Linked DNA regions of Homo sapiens: region 2 is linked to region 1. A link is a loop called in an ENCODE intact Hi-C map of the cell type or tissue named here. Cell type or tissue: PC-3. All regions are shown on one strand.

Region 1 (8,000 bases):
ACTTTTTTTTTAATTTAATAAAGACAGGGTCTTGCTGTGTCGCTCAAGCTAGTTTTGAAGTCCTGGGTTCAAACAATTCTCCTGCTTCAGCCTCCCAAAGTGTTGGGATTACAGGCACGAGCCACCACACCCGGCCCACAAATATATATACATACATTTATATAAAAACACACACACAATACATACACACATCGACATGCGTATTCAATGGAGGCAGTTATAATACAGTGGAAAGTTATGAACTAGAAGTCAGAAGACCTAACTTAGGCCTCTGAAAGTCACACATCTCCAACTACCTAGCTAGCGGGGTGATTTCAGCAAGGCTTTTAAATCTCTCTGAATCATTCCATGATCTGTATGTAGAATGAGAAAGTTAGACTAGATCTCAGTGGTTCTAGCTGTGAAATTCACTGCTTCTAGATTCTCTATTAAGAGAAGTAGACAAATGAGACACAAATCCGTATAAGTAAAATGTATAGAGGGGCAGAAAAAACCTTACCTCGTCATTTGTTAACTTAAGGAATAAATCTCCAAGAACGCCTTGGCGTGGCCACTTCAGGACCCTTTCCTGCAGTGCGTGAAGCAGATCCAGGTGCTGCTGGACGAGGTACCGTAAAGAGCCAGGGAAGAGGCTTGAAACAGAATAGAGACGGAATCACACAAACAAGGTGTAGAGAAGAAAGGACCCTACAAAAATACATGCAGCAGGGCCCATTCTCCCAGCCATCCAACATACTGTGAGTCACAGGCCTGCATTAAGGATTTTTTAAAGTTTTTCATTGCACACCTAATAGCAGATATCCCGACTACAGAAAAACAAAACAAAACAAAAAAAACCTTTACTAATGGCTTCTATACAAATGTGTATTGAACTAATAAAGAGGCCTGGCATGCCACACCTGTAATCCCAGCACTTTGGGAGTTGGGCGGATCACCTGAGGTCAGGAGTTCGAGACCAGCCTGGCCAACATGGTGAAACCCCATCTCTACTAAAAATACAAAAATTAGCTGGGCATGGTGGCATGCACCTAATTCCAGCTACTTGGGAGGCTAAGGCAGGAGAATCACTTGAATCCGGGAGGTACAGGTTGCAGTGAGCTCAGATCACGCCACTTCACCCCAGCCTGGGTAACAAAGCGAGACTCTGTCTCAAAATAAATAAATAAATAAAATACAAATAAATAAAGAGCACATCACTTGAAAGACCTTTTTACATGCTCATTTAAATGACACGCAGTGGAAATTCTAAGGGATACCTTTTTCAATGTTTTAGAGCTATTCCTATTTGATGTGCAAAATAGTCTATTCTAATTAGTGTTGTAGATGCAGCACTGAGGTGGCATCTACAAGACCATTCTCAGCTACCAGTAGGAGACTGCTATTTAGGTAAGTAGGAAAATTTGTTTAAAGTTGGCAACTAAAAAGCTCAGGGAGTTGTAGGGTATCAGAGGGTTTCTTTTTTCCTTTTCTTCAGTTTCTAAGAGGAATACTGGGCCAGGACAGTCTTGTCTGGGTAGGCTATTAATACAGTTTGGATGTGTGTCCCTGCCCAACTCTCATACTGAAATGTAACCCCCAGTGTTGGAAGTGGGCTTGGTGAGAGGTGATTGTATCATGAGGGTGAATTTCTCGTGAATGGTTTAGCACCATCCCTTTTGCTACTGTCCCACCAAGTGATAGTGATGGTGAGTGAGTTCTCATGAATTCTGGCTGTTTAAAAGTGCGTAGCGCCTCCCGTCTCTCTGTCTTGCTCCTGCTGCGCCCTGTGACATGCCTGCTTCCCCTTCGCCTTCCACCATAATTGTAAGTTTCCTGAGGCCTCCTCAGAGGCTGAGCAGATGCCAGCATCGTGCTTCCTGTACAGCCTGCAGAACCGTGATCCAATTAAACCTCTTTACTTTACAAATTACCCAGTCTCAGCTATTCTTTATAGCAATGTGAGAACGGCCTAACACAGCTACTGACCAGGCCTGGCTTGCTACTCCCTGGAATTTTACAAAGCACTTTTTCTACCCTTCCATCCCTCTCTTCTCCATCTTGCAATGTACCTCCTTTTTTCTTTTTTTTCCCTTTTTCAGAAGTAAGGAAGGGAAGAAGGGAGACGTCAGAGAAGGGTGGGGTGGAGAGGAGAGATAGAGAATCATGGGAGGAAGAGGAAGGGGGACTAGCTGGGTAAGAGTGATGTGATTAGAGGCCTATAGAAAAGAGGAAGAAAAAAATAAAAAGAAGCAGAGTTTTTTTGGGTTACAGCAAGGATTGGAGCTCTAACTTGGTGACTTAAGGTAGGTTCCTTTATGCTTTCAGCACCGCAAGTTTAACAAACAGAAAAGAGATGGTCTGGTTGATCTGAACTTACTTGAATATTTCCCCAGGGTCAAATGAGAGTAAACTCGTGGACAACTGGGGTGCTTTCCCAACAAGCAAACCTTTGTTGGAACAATAGGAAGGATGCCAGATCGAGAGGAGGTTTTTTTCAACTCATTTCCAAGCAAAGCAAAGTGACCTCTGTGACTGTAGCTCAGAGGAGACACACAAACACGAGAATAGGGTACCTAGCCCCCTATGAAAGGATATGAGGAAGACTTCCACTCCCATCTTCCACTCCCTCCACCTCCTGTGCCTGGATCCCCTACAGGTACAAAAGAGGAGAGGCCTCCTGACCTGAGCGCTTACAATGGAACAGTGGGTTTAGGAGATCAAAGAAATCCCTGTCCAGATCAGAGGGGAATTTGGAGGGGTAGCTACGGGGTATACTGACTGGGAGAAGACCATAAACCTGATGGAGAAAAACACAACTGATTGTACTGAAAGTGTAAAATGCTGCACCAGCCAAAGATCTAGGTGCAAAAGATTTCTTCCTACCCAGTGGTTGTAAATGACTTTGTGTAATAGTCCTGGTGTGACCCTGGAAGATATTAGGGCACCATGGGAAGATCTGACTTTGTGAAGAATTGTCCATATATGTATATAAAATGTCTTGGATTATCGATTTCCTTTTTCTTTCCTTCATTCCCCTTCCTCCCTCCCTCCCTTTCTTCCTCCCTTCCTCTCTCCCTCCTTCCCTCCCTCTCTCCTTCCCTTTCTTCCTTCCTTCTCCCTTTCTTTCCAGAGAGCTGCATTCTGCTACACTGTGGTCAATGTACTTGGAGAATGGGAGAGCTGGTACCAATCTCCTCCTGGACTGCCCACCGGGATGACTGTTTGAGATTTCAGGGTGGGGTTGGAGAAGGCTAAGGCCTCCATCAAGCATTGTGGAAGCACATAAGTTACATGAAAAACAATGACCTACAGTGGATTCTATACGAAACATTGAAAACGGGCTTTAAACCTTTTAAAAAAATTTAACAAGGGTATTATTTGAAATTAGGGAGGAGTGTGAAATCAGAAGACAGACAGCAAAGGGAGAAAGATGGCAAGTACAAGCCACACTTAACCTGTTTCACTCTTTTGCCTGGCGCCAGACCTGACGCCCAGAAGCAACTTTTTCATGAAGACGAAGTATTCAGAGCTCAGCTTTTTTTTTTTCCTATTCCTTACTGGGATGAAATTTTGGCAACATTAGTAGTTTATTATTTCTAAAGCCTTCAAAGTTTTTATCTCCTAACAATATAGTACTTAATCAATGAGGGAAATACACTAAAAGCAAGAAAGAAAAATCCAGTTATAGTTTGAGGTTAATAATGTAGCTTTTGTCAGCCCAGAATGAGGCCAAAATAACTCCTGAGCTTGGCAGTAGCAGGTTCCCGCCACCCTGGATGGGCATGATCATTAAACGTGTGCCACCTGGTGGTGATCTGTAGCACGAAGCTTGTTGAGCTCTTGGTGGACACAGCACTGGAGTTTAGCTTACAAGGCTAATTGACAATCCTGCTGAGCTGATCACTGCTCCCTCCATAAGTGTTCAGACAGAACTGTGATCCTGAGGCTGTGGCTCTACCTAGGTGAGTCAGAGCCAAAAAGCCCAGAACTCCAACTTCTGTGATCCTTCGACAAATGACAGCCTGGGCAACAGAGCAAGACACCGTCTTTATAATAAACTGAAAAAGTAGCTGTTAGTGGTATGATGTATAAGAGCACAGGGTGGCTCATGCCTGTAATCCCAGCTGGGGATGCTGAGGTGGGAGGATCACTTGAGCCCAGAAGTTTGAGGCTGCAGTGAGCTGTGACTGGGCCGCTGCACCCTTCTCCAGCCTGGGCGACAGACAGAGACCTTGTCTCTAAACAAAACAAACAAATGAATCATAGCCCTCAAGTTCTGCCCAGGTTTCAGCCAGCAGCAATGTGCCCCTGCAACTTCCAGCCCTTTCAGCCAGGGGCACGGCTGGCTTCAAACAGGCTGAGGAAGCTCTTGAGTGACTCACTTTTCTTTAGGAAAAACCTAAGGTTTTATTTAATAGGTTGGAGAAGATGTGGCCACCTCAGGCTTGAATGTCAAGTTGTACTTGCAGTGGAGGTTATTTGCATCCCAACTTACTTTCCAATGGGGTAAAAAGTGCTGAAGGTTTGTGGTTTGTGATGGGAAAGTTAGTAAATGTTAATATACTTACTTTCATCTTTGCATGGAGAAAAATGCCGATAGTAAATGTTAATATACTTATTTTCATCTTTGCATGGAGAAAAATGCCGATAGAGAAAAGGAACAATTTCATTCTGCTTTGTATTTCCTTCAGCTGGTCTATTTAAAGTACACACAAAGGCTGGGCACAGTGGCTCACACCTGTAATCCCAGCACTTTGAGAGGCTGAGGTGGATAGATCACTTGAGGTCAGGAGTTCGAGACCAGCCTGACCAAAATGGTGAAACCTAATCTCTACTAAAAATATAAAAATTAGCTAGGCATGGTGGTGTGTGCCTGTAATCTCAGCTACTCAGGAGGCTGAGGCAGGAGAATCACTTGAACCCGGGAAGTGGAGGTTACAGTGAGCCGAGATAATGCCACTGCACTCCAGTCTGGGCAACAGAGTGAGATCCTGCCTCAAAAAAATAAAGAAAGAAATAAAGTACACACAGAGGTTTCAGGAAAGCTTTAAAGAAGAAAGATAATGAGTGGAGGAGGATAATGAAAATCTAACCCTAAAATAGAAAAACGGCAGTACCACCAAGCTCAGAACCAGAGACTTCATATTCAGTACTAACGAAGAGGGTGGGGTTGAAGCTTTTCTCTGCTTGGTCCATGCAAAGAAAAAAGAAGGTTAGTCTAGCAAATAACTAACATGAATAGCATTATCGCAGATATCTTGAAATAACTATGATCTTACTTTCATAGAGGATTGTATGATAGCTTTAATTTTTCAATCTCGTAGGATTTGAGGGAGAGATCTACTCCTTCCTCCCAGTGATGGGTCATAAGAGAACAATTTAGAAAAATAGGAAGTGGCAGCAAGTCAATAAGGGCCTTCTCTTTATCTACCCAAATCTTCTGCAGGGTCTGGTCTCTCCCCTATGACCTCCCGCCTGCTGGAGGCTTGCAACAAGGGCTAGACAACATATGTAGCAGACTTAACAAATCAACTGAGATCTGAAGTAAAAACGTACAGGCTGTTCAAGAGGGAAGACTGAATTTTGAAATAGGAAGAGACAACTGTATCCTTCTGGCTCTCTGAGAAACTTTACACATTGCAGTTAATGAAGCCAGTGGCTTTGGGGAAGTGGTATGATGTATAAGAGCACACACTACAGGGTCCGGCAGGCTTGCGTTTGAATCCCGGCACTAATTGGTTCTGCGGCTTTAAGCTTCTCTGGGCCTTAGTTCCTTCGTCTGTAAGGTAGGGGTCACAGGGTTCTGCTAAATATTTCGTGAAGTTACGAATCAAGTGCCTAGCAGAGCAGCTGCTTACTACTCCCTTCCACAGTAAACAGTTTTCTCTTTTCCCTGACTTACCCCGCCTCCCCAGATTTTCAGACTAAGAAGAGACGCTGCTGGCTTAGAATTTTCTATGTGGAAGCAAAGCCACACCAAAGGGTACACCGCCTTTAGATTTCATTACCATAAACTGAGTAGGTCTTTGGCAACAGCAAGACAGCTGGAGCCCATAGAGACTTCCAGAGGCCTGCAGCGCAGCTGGGAGGGTCAAGGAGGGGGAACTGGAAGGGCCAGATAGGGAAGGAAGGATGGCTGAGAATCTAGGCAGTATCTGAGAGGTGAGGCCCAGTCCAGATGGTCACAGCTTTAGCTGGGTCACCTTAGCCTTTCTGTTCTTGTTGCTTCATATTTGGTTTACCTCTGTTTTGTAGTAAAATAACTCTTGAAAATAGGCCACTCGTGGGTTTGTCAGGGAGTAGTGCCTCACTCGGTCATTTAGGTAGGAGGGCAGCGTGTGTTTTGAGTGTATTGTTGGCAGCCACCAAGTCAAATAGATTTGGGGGGATGGTAAGGAGCAAGAAAATATAATTAGGGGCTTCCCTGGGTAGATTCAGAATTTATGAACCACCAGTGTATATTACCCAATGGAATGTTTAAAGTAATAATGCCACATATGTCCACAGTAGTCCATAATCCAGACTTTCCATTCTTTTGGATTGGCCTTTTCTTCAATTTTTCTGGATTATTATATATTCATTACATTAATCTTTTTCACCAAGTCTTACTTTCCTCCTTCCTGCTTTCTCTCAACAGAGAGGGAAACAGAAAAAAATCTAGACTATGAACAGATATAGGTGGAGTGTTGCGGCATTGGGAAAGCGTGCTGTTACAACAGGTGGCAGACCCTATGAGCGCGCACACACACACACACACACACACACCCATGCATTACTCAGTACCATAAGATCACCCACATGAATAATAAGGCCCAGGTCCAGAGTTATATCAGCCCTGTGTCATTTCTCTAATGGCCACTGAGTGCTTCGGTTTGCCACACATTCATTCTCTTGTGCTTCTAAGAGACCTGTGACCCATGGGGACTCCATGCAGATGGCAACAGAGACCAACGCCTCCCTCACTGTAGCATTTGTTCCCCCTTTAAGTTTTTAAAAGACATGTTAGAGACCCTGAAGGCCCAGGAGACTATACTCATTTTCTTACATTGATGAAAATCTAAGTTTAAGACTTGCCAGGGGTTCCCTATTGCTATGATCTAAATGTGTCCCCCAAAATTCATGTGCTGGAAACTTAACCCCCAATGCAACAGTACTGGGAGGTGGAGCCTATGGTGGGTGTTTAGGTTGTGAGAGCTCCGCACTATGAATGGATTATTGCCACTACAAAAGGGGCCTGAGGGAGTGGGTTCTCCTGCTCTCTCCTGATCTTCTGCCATGTAAGGCTGCAATGTTCCTCCTCTCTGGAAGACACAACAACAAAGTGCCATCTTGGAACCAGAGATTCAATCTGCCAGCACCTCGATCTTAGACTCCCCAGTCTCCAGAATTGTGAGAGAATAAATTTCTGTTCATTAAAAGTTATCCAGTCTACGATATTCTGTCATAGCAGCACAAAGTGAACTGAGACATCTGCCATCACTGCCTCTTCTCTTTTCAAAGACTATTTCTGGAACTCTTCATAGGCCCCAGAAATCCCAAAGTGGAAACAATAAACCACTTACCTTAAATCCTAATCAATCTGAAAAGCAAAGGCAATGAGTGCATGGATACCTTCTCTCTTTGGAATTCCTCTTTCCATCTGACCCCTGGAATGTGGCTTTTATCTTCAAGATCAGAGAGATGTTAATGACATATTTTCTTTCAGATTCAAGCAGTTCCAGGGCCACAGTCTGTCTTTTAGCTTTAGAAACAAACCAAAGAGGACTTGATATTAACCATTTCTTCCTAAAATCCCATTAAATGCAAGCAATAAAAGTGATAAAAGGATATTGAAAGCAATAAAAAAAAAACCATCTGCAAGTTTTTGAAAGGTAGAAAGCAGAATGGAGGCGCAGTAATTCATTCAGCAGAGCAAAGGGCACGAAGTCTTGGTGTCCCCATCTGCAGCTGGAAAATCTGCTGAGAAGCATCTGGAAAGCTCAAGGATTGGAGACACCAGGGGCAATATAGATAGTGCAAAT
Region 2 (8,000 bases), 89 kb before region 1:
TGCCTGTAATCCCAGCACTTTGAGAGGCCAAGGCGGGCGGATCACAAGGTCAGGAGATCGAGACCATCCTGGCTAACACGGTGAAACGCCATCTCTACTAAAAAATACAAAAAAAAAAATTAGCCGGGTGTAGTGGCGGGCGCTTGTAGTCCCAGCTACTCGGGAGGCTGAGGCAGGAGAATGGTGTGAACCTGGGAGGCGGAGCTTGCAGTGAGCCGAGGTCACGCCACTGCACTCCAGCCTGGGCGACAGAGCAAGACTCCATCTCAAAAAAATAAAAAATAAAAAAATAAAAGGGGGTGTTGAAACATGCTACAACATGGATGAACTTTGAAAATGTTATGCTGAACACAAGAAGCCAGTCACAAAAGACTACATATTGTATGATTCCATTTACATGTAATATCCAGAATAGGCAAATCCATGGAGACAAAAAGTAGATTTATGGTTGCCTAGGGCTGAGGGGTTTAGGGGATTGGGAGGTAATAGCTGAAGAGTGTGTGATTTCTTTGAGGGGGTGATAAAAATATTCCAAAATAGATTATGATGGTAGTTGCACAATTCTGTTAAACTAAAAATAATCTCATTTTGCCCATTAAATGGGTGAAGTGAATGTATTAGAATTTTATCTCAATAAAGCTTTTCTAAAAACTATAAATTAAAATGTAAAGTCAAGCTAATAAAAATGGTCAAAAGCTATTAATAAACAATTCTCAGAAGAGAAGATACAAATAAATGGCGCACAACCATATAAGTAGATTCTCAACCTTACTAGTAATCAGGGAAATACATATAAAAATAACACTGGCATAGTCTCACAACATCAGGCTAACAAATTTTAAGTCTGATAGTATCAAATGTTGACAAGGAAGTGGACAACTGGGAAAAATCACTGCTGCTAAGTATATAAATCGATATAATCACTTTGGAAAGCAACTTCCCCTTCTAGTTTACATGCTCTAAAAAATATTCATGCATATGTGCACACTAAGTTATACAGGCATACCTCAGAGATATCGTGGCTTAGGTTTCAGACTACTGCAATAAAGTGAATGTCACAATAAAGCAAGTCACTATTTTTTTGGCTTACAGTGCATATAAAAGTTATGTTTACACTATCCTGTGGTCTAGTAAGCATGCAGTAGCATTATGTCTAAAACAACATATATACCTAGATTTAGAAATACAGCTAAGAAAATGCTAATAATCCTCTCAGCCTTCAGTGAGTCATAATCTTTTTGCTGGTGAAGGGTCTTGCCTTGATGTTGATGGCTGCTGAAGGTTGGGGTGACTGGCAGTTTAAATAATAAGCAACAATGGGGTTTGACACAACTGTTCGCTCTTTCTTTTATGAAAGATTTCTGTGTAGCTGGTGATGTTGTTTGATAGCACTTTACCCACAGTAGAAATTCTTTCAGTATTGGAGTCAATCCTCTCAAACTCTGCCACCGTTTTATCAACTAAGTTGATGTAATATTCTAAGTCCTTTGTTGTCATAAAAATGTTCATAGTATTTTCACCAGGAGTAGGTTCCATCTCAAGAAACGACTTTTTTTTTTTTTTTTGAGACGGAGTCTCATTTTGTTGCCAGGCTGGAGTGCAGTGGTGTGATCTCGGCTCACTGCAACCTCTGCCTCCCAGGTTCTAGCGATTCTCCTGCCTCAGCCTCCCGAGTAGCTAGGACTACAGGTGTGTGCCACCATGCCCAGCTAATTTTTGTATTTTTAGTAGAGAGAGGGTTTCACCATGTTGGCCAGGATGGTCTCGATCTCTTGATCTCGTGATCTGCCTGCCTTGGCCTCCCAAAGTGCTGGGATTACAGGCGTGAGCCACCGCGCCCAGCCAAGAAACCACTTTCTTTGCTCATCCATAAGAAGCAAATTCTCCATTCAAGTTTTATCATAAACTTGCAGCAATTCAAGTCACATCATCAGGCTCCACTTCTAATCCTATTTCTCTTTCTATTTCCACCACATCTGCAGTTACTTCCTCCAACTAAAGTCTTGAACTTTTCAAAGCCATCCCTGAGAGTTGGAATCAACTTCTTCCAAACTCCTGTTAATGTGGATATTTTGACCTTTCCCATAAATAACAAATGTTCTTACTGGCATCTAGAATGGTGAATCCTTTCCAGAGGGTTTTCAGTTGATTTTATCCAGCTGCAGCAGAGGAATCACTATCTATGTCAGTTACAGCCTTACAGAACATATTTGTGAAATAATAAAACTTGAAGGTCAAAATTATTCCTTGATCCATGGGCTGCAGAATGGATGTTGTGTTAAGAGACTTGAAAACAACATTAATCTCCTTGTATATCTCCATCAGAGCTCTTAGGTGTCTAGGTGCAATGTCAATATTTTGAAAGAAATTTTTTTTTTTCTGAGCTGTTGGTCTCAATAGTGGGCTTAAAGTATTCAGTAAACCATGTTGTAAACAGTTGTACTATCATCCAGGCTTTGCTGTTGCATTTATAGGGCACACCCAGAGTAGATTTAGCACAATCCTTAAGGGCCCTAGGATTTTCAGAATGGTAAGTGAACACTGGCTCAATAGTAATGGTGAAGAAGTTTGAAATATTTCGACACAGAGACAAAATTAGCACATGCTGTTGGAAAAATGGGGCCAAAAGACTTGCTTCACACAGGGTTGCCACAAATCTTCAACTTGTTAAAAAAAAAAAAGGCAATATATGCAAAGCACAATAAAGTGAAGCACCATAAAGTGAAGTGTACCTGCATACCAAGTGCAAATTACAGAATTTTTTTTTATAATTGTGAAAAACAAGAAACAGTTATCTATCAGTGGAGAATGGATTAGAGAAAACTGATATATTCATACAGTAGAATATTATAGTTTTAAAATAAACTGAAAGGAACTGTATGAATCAAAATAGATGAATCTTGAAAAATTTTTGAGTATAAAAGGCAACTTATAGATGAATGTATACATTATGATATTTGGCATATGATCATTTCTGAATTGGAAGAGACCTAAGCTATAAGCATCTCTTCACATTTTTAGTCTTCTCTTCCGTCCACTGTATTCATGCCTGACTCCATCCTCTTGTTGTTTTTGAAACTTTACTATCAATTTCTGTAAAACGTAATAGACTCCAATTTCTGGTGTTATATTATGATAGCAATTTTTAGTTGAGAAGAAAGTTGAAGGAGTTAAAAATTGGGAAGTCAACTAAGAGCCAGCTCAAGGAATCCAGTATGACTTGGAAGTTTACATGCCATATTGCAAAATGCAACAACCAGAACTCACGTCTTCTGATTTCTGATCTGGTGGTATTACTGTTCAATCATTTCTTAAAAAGCAATCTGAGGCCAGGCGCAGTGGCTCACACCTGTAATCCCAGCACTTTGGGAGGCTGAGGCAGGAGGATCACTTGAGTCCAGCAGATCAAGACCAGCCTGGTCAGGCCGGGCGCGGTGGCTCACACCTGTAATCCTAGCACTTTGGGAGGCCGAGGCGGGCGGATCACGAGGTCAGGAGATAGAGACCATCCTGGCTTACACGGTGAAACCCTGTCTCTACTAAAAATACAAAAAAAAATAGCCGGGCGTGGTGGCGGATGCCTGTAATCCCAGCTACTCGGGAGGCTGAGGCAGGAGAATGGCGTGAACTTGGGAGGCGGAGCTTGCAGTGAGCCGAGATCGCGCCACTGCACTCCAGCCTGGCCGACAGAGGGAGACTCCGTCCCAAAAAGAAAAAACAAAAAACGACCAGGGTGGTCAACATGGCAGAAACCCTGTCCCTACAAAATACACAAAAAATGTAACCAGGCGCGGTGGTGTGCGCCTGTGGTCCCAGATACTCAGGAGACTGAGGTGGGAGGATTGTTTGAGCCCAGGGGGCAGAGGTTGTAGTGAGCCAAGATTGCACTACGGCACTCTAGCCTGGGTGACAGAGTAAGACCAAGATCCTGTTTCAAAAAAAAAGCAATCTGAAAAATAACATTAAGGGTGATTTAATTCATAACAACCTTTCGTTGTTTCATTCCCTTCTGCCTTTTTCTACTATGCTCCTCCACTAGATGTCCTATTCCTCTTGCTAGAATTACCCTTTATGGAAATGAGCTCATGCTAGAATCTAGAGCACCATTTTCATAATAGTTTTATACAAGATAGAAGAGTAGCGACTCTATTTCTCCTGCTAAAATCAAGATACCTACTCTCTTTTTCCCCAGAAATCTTCAAAACCAGTAGATTCTGGTCTTTTTAACTGAGCCATTAGAATTTAGTTTATTGATTGGTGATATTAATGATGGCAAAATTTTGGGCAGTTCGGATTTTGTTTAATTGTTTTGTGAAATTATCACAATGAATTTTAGATGACATGAACTGTTACTTCTGGTTTATAGAATACGAAAGTACATGTCCACCACTGAGAACTATAAAAACATGTCTGGCTTCAGTATTCTAAATGTTTATACCTTACCTAGTTGTACATATCTATATTCTTTGTTGTTGTCAAGTTAAGATTTGTTTTCTAGAACCAAAAGTCTGCCCACTCTTATGGCCATGTTTGTTGATAATACTCTACTGGAAACCTTTAATGAGAGCTGTTATAACATATAAGGATTTTATTATTCATCAGAAAGAACTGATTTACTCTCTTACTTGAGAATATTGGGATCTCTTCTATTAAAATTATAATTAGTAGTCATATAATTTTTGCTTAGAGACTTTCAAAGACATACATAATTGTGCTCGCATAGTCGTGCCCCATAATTAAATCTTTCTGTGTTTGTAATGGTAAATTATTTATGTTTTACCTTCTTTATTTTCTAAGGAACTGGCATTTGATCCATATGAATCGTATGCTCGAGATATTTTGCGACCTGGTTTTCATGATCGTTTCCTTAGTCAGTTATCAAAGCCTGGGGCAGCACTTTATTTGCAGGTATAGTAATTTTTAAATGAAGATGTACAATGTCTGAAAAGTAAACTTAAAAAAAAAATTAAATCACTTTTTTTTCCAGTCAATAGGCGAAGGTTTCAAAGAAGCTGTTCAATATGTTTTACCCAGGCTGCTTCTGGCCCCTGTTTACCACTGTCTCCATTACTTTGAACTTTTGAAGGTAAGAAAACTCTTTATTGTTATTTGTAACATATTCAAGTGTGAATTTTTTTTTTTGCTACTTCATTTGTAAATTATTGTGTGAGTACCCTGCACATTAGTGTGTTTCTGTTTTCTTTTTCCAGTCAAGAAGCAAATGGAAATCAGTCTGCAAAAGAGTAGCATATTTTCTCGTCTTAGTAGTGAATTTTATTTTTGTTGTTTTTTAATTTTTTTGTTTTTTGTTTTTTCTTTTTTTTATTTTTGGTTTTTTAGTGAATGTTAAAGCAATTGTCAGATATTTTTGTCTTGTACCTTTACTTTTTGTTTACATGGCTGATTCTTTGAAAACAACCTTGGATTTATGCATCGCAGTTTCCATTTGGGGACCTCAGCAGACTCAGGGACTCAGTGTGAGGATAAGGGAGCCAGTGTGAGGATAAGGCCAAAGTAATGGGGAAGGTTAGTTTACCTGACTTTCATAGCTCAAGTTTGCAACTATCTGTATTAAACTGTTTATCATTACTTTAGAAACAATAAATTTCTGTAATCTCAGTAAAAATTGCCCATTTGATCACAGTTCAAAATACTAAGCACTGACTGAAAGGAAAGGGGTTGTCTCTTTTTTCTTTTCCTGTTATATACTGAAATTAAATAAAAGTCTGTATAAATTATAATTCAATAGTGTAGCTCAAAGTGATATTCTCTCTACCTTTAATGGACTAGCCTTGTAAAGACAAAAGAAGACATGCATTAATAGCGTTATTATTTCTTTAGCTTTCAAATGAGTATTTGTTTCATCAAAGAAAACTTCTGTTTAGTATCATGATTCTTTCACAGAGAATATATTACTGGAAATCATATTTATAGTTTGCAGATGATAAAATGGGCTCTCTGTAATGAATCAATGAATGAATAGAAGGTCTGTGAATTTATTAACAGTAAACTGGAGGAACTCTCATCCTTACATTTTCTCAGGTCTCTGCACTGCATAGTAGTCATTTGGAATTCAGTTTGATTTCTCAATTAGGAATGTTTACATTGAGAAAGGACTAAGGGAGTTAAAAGGTATTTTTAATCACTAGGCAGAAATGACAAAGCTCTTAGCAATAGCATACCATTTAAGGTCTTTGGAAATACAGGATGAGTATCTTAAGAGGATAATCAAGAGAGGAAGCATTTAGTATGTAAAATCTTTAGAAAGAATTCATTATTACTAACTATAGTTATAATGGGACATTTACACACTGTTTTGTTATATAGAATTTTTCTTTGTAATGGTTTCTCTAATAACGGGATTTTTTTTTTTTTAACCTGAGCCTGTAATGAAATTCAGAAAGATTCAAAGGCCATATAAAATCTTAAGGCCGTTATCAGTTTATAAATAAAAACAAGAATGCCAGGTGTGTTGGCACACGCCTGTAGTTCCAGCACTTTGGGAGGCTAAGACAGGAGGATTGCTTGAGCCCAGGTGTTCAAGACCAGCTTGGGCAACATGGCAAGACCCTGTCTCTACAAAAATAGAAATAAAATTAGCCAGGAATGGTGGTGCACACCTGTGGTTCCAGCTACTCAAAAGGCTGGGCAGGAGGAACACTTGAGCTCAGGAGGTCGAGGCTGCAGTGAGCCATGACCACGCCTCTGTACTCCAGCCTGAGAAACAGAGCAAGCCCCTGTCTCAAAAATACAAAACAAAACAACCTTCCCCTCCAAATGAACCCAAGAAGCTTTGATGAAAGTTCAGAAGGCTATAAAACCCAATCATCTTAATAATATAAAAGAAATTTTTACTCCTTCAAGTGTAGGCAATTAAAATTTCTAAAATTATAACTTACATTAATAGAATTTTAATAAGTGCATCATTTAGCAATTTAAGATTTCTACTGATTTAAGCATGTGTATCCCTTGTTCGTATTACTGCCTAAGTTATATTGCAAAGTTAGCAGTATATTGGGCAGGAAATTTTGTCTAATTAGTCCACAAGACTCTCATCACTTTTTTTTTTTTTTTTTCTGCACACCTATAATCCCAGATACTCAGGAAGCTGAGGCAGGAGAATCACCTGAACCTGGGAGGCGAAGGTTGCAGTGAGCCAAGATCACGCCATTGCACTTCAGCCTGGGCAAAAAGAGCAAAACTCCATCTCGAAAAAAAAAAAAAGAAGAAAAAGAATTTCCTAGCAGCCCTGGATATGCCAAATGTGTTCAGGGTTCCATGGGTATCCCGGTTCATATTACTGCCTCTTCGCTTGTTCTTTTTTCCCATTTATCTGGAATTCCTCTTCTACCCTCTCCAGGCTGGAGTGCAGTGGCATGATCTCAGCTCACTGCAACCTCTGCCTCCCAGCTTCGAGCGATTCTCCTGCCTCAGCTTCCCAAGCAGCTGGGATTAATTAAAGGTGTGTGCCACCACAGCCGACTAATTTTGTATTTTTAGTAGAGACAGGGTTTCACCATGTAGGCCAGGCTGGTCTCGAACTCTTGACCTCAGGTGATCCGCCCACCTCAGCCTCCCAAAAGTGCTAGGATTTCAGGTGTGAGTCATCATGCCCAGAGTGAGTTCCTTCCTTTCTTTACATACATCTCTTTAGAGAACTTGTTCCATTTTTATTGTCTGCCTTATCATTCAACTGTTTGCTCTGTGAAGAATGGAGCCCTATTATCTTTGAATTCTCATACCTATTACAGTGTCTGGCATTTAGGCTTTCAATAAATGCTTGTTAAAAAATGAGTGGCAAAAAATATATATACATTTTCCTTTAAATTCTTATGTCTTATATTTTAAAGAAAGTTTAACTGTAAATTTTATATAATTACCTTTATTTTGGAAACTTAGGTAGAATGCCTTAAACTTTACAAAGTCAAAAGATAAGTTTAGCTATTAATAGTATAAGACTGTTGAACACAAAGAAACAATAAAATGGTGGTTACCAGAGG

Evidence for each region. Peaks named below come from ENCODE experiments on the same cell type or tissue, not always from the same donor. Only the 100,000 strongest peaks of a DNase experiment are listed, where the experiment ranks them.
Region 2: it touches region 1 in a loop (4-fold over the local background); 13 of 110 quality-filtered maps call a loop at or near these places.

Annotation. Positions count from the first base shown.
Region 1 is chr2:38,943,621-38,951,620 of GRCh38, reverse strand. ARHGEF33 (Rho guanine nucleotide exchange factor 33) reads right to left here. Exons shown (of 18, transcript NM_001145451.5): 10 at 7,591-7,720; 11 at 500-632. The region is part of intron 2 of LOC105374471 (a long non-coding RNA gene); the gene reads left to right. Among named protein-coding and RNA genes, the nearest start is that of ARHGEF33, 58 kb to the right of the region's middle. RefSeq lists silencers at 3,704-3,823, 4,090-4,276, 4,099-4,393 and enhancers at 3,583-4,083, 4,084-4,584, 7,752-8,000. In PC-3, a CTCF peak has its summit at 3,795 (motif pointing left); DNase peaks (open chromatin) are centred at 3,800 and 4,290; H3K27ac peaks cover 1,171 bases.
Region 2 is chr2:39,032,298-39,040,297 of GRCh38, reverse strand. SOS1 (SOS Ras/Rac guanine nucleotide exchange factor 1) reads left to right here. Exons shown (of 23, transcript NM_005633.4): 7 at 4,798-4,908; 8 at 4,988-5,086. Among named protein-coding and RNA genes, the nearest start is that of SOS1, 85 kb to the left of the region's middle. RefSeq lists a silencer at 7,574-7,774. In PC-3, a CTCF peak has its summit at 4,048; no DNase peak of the experiment used is centred here.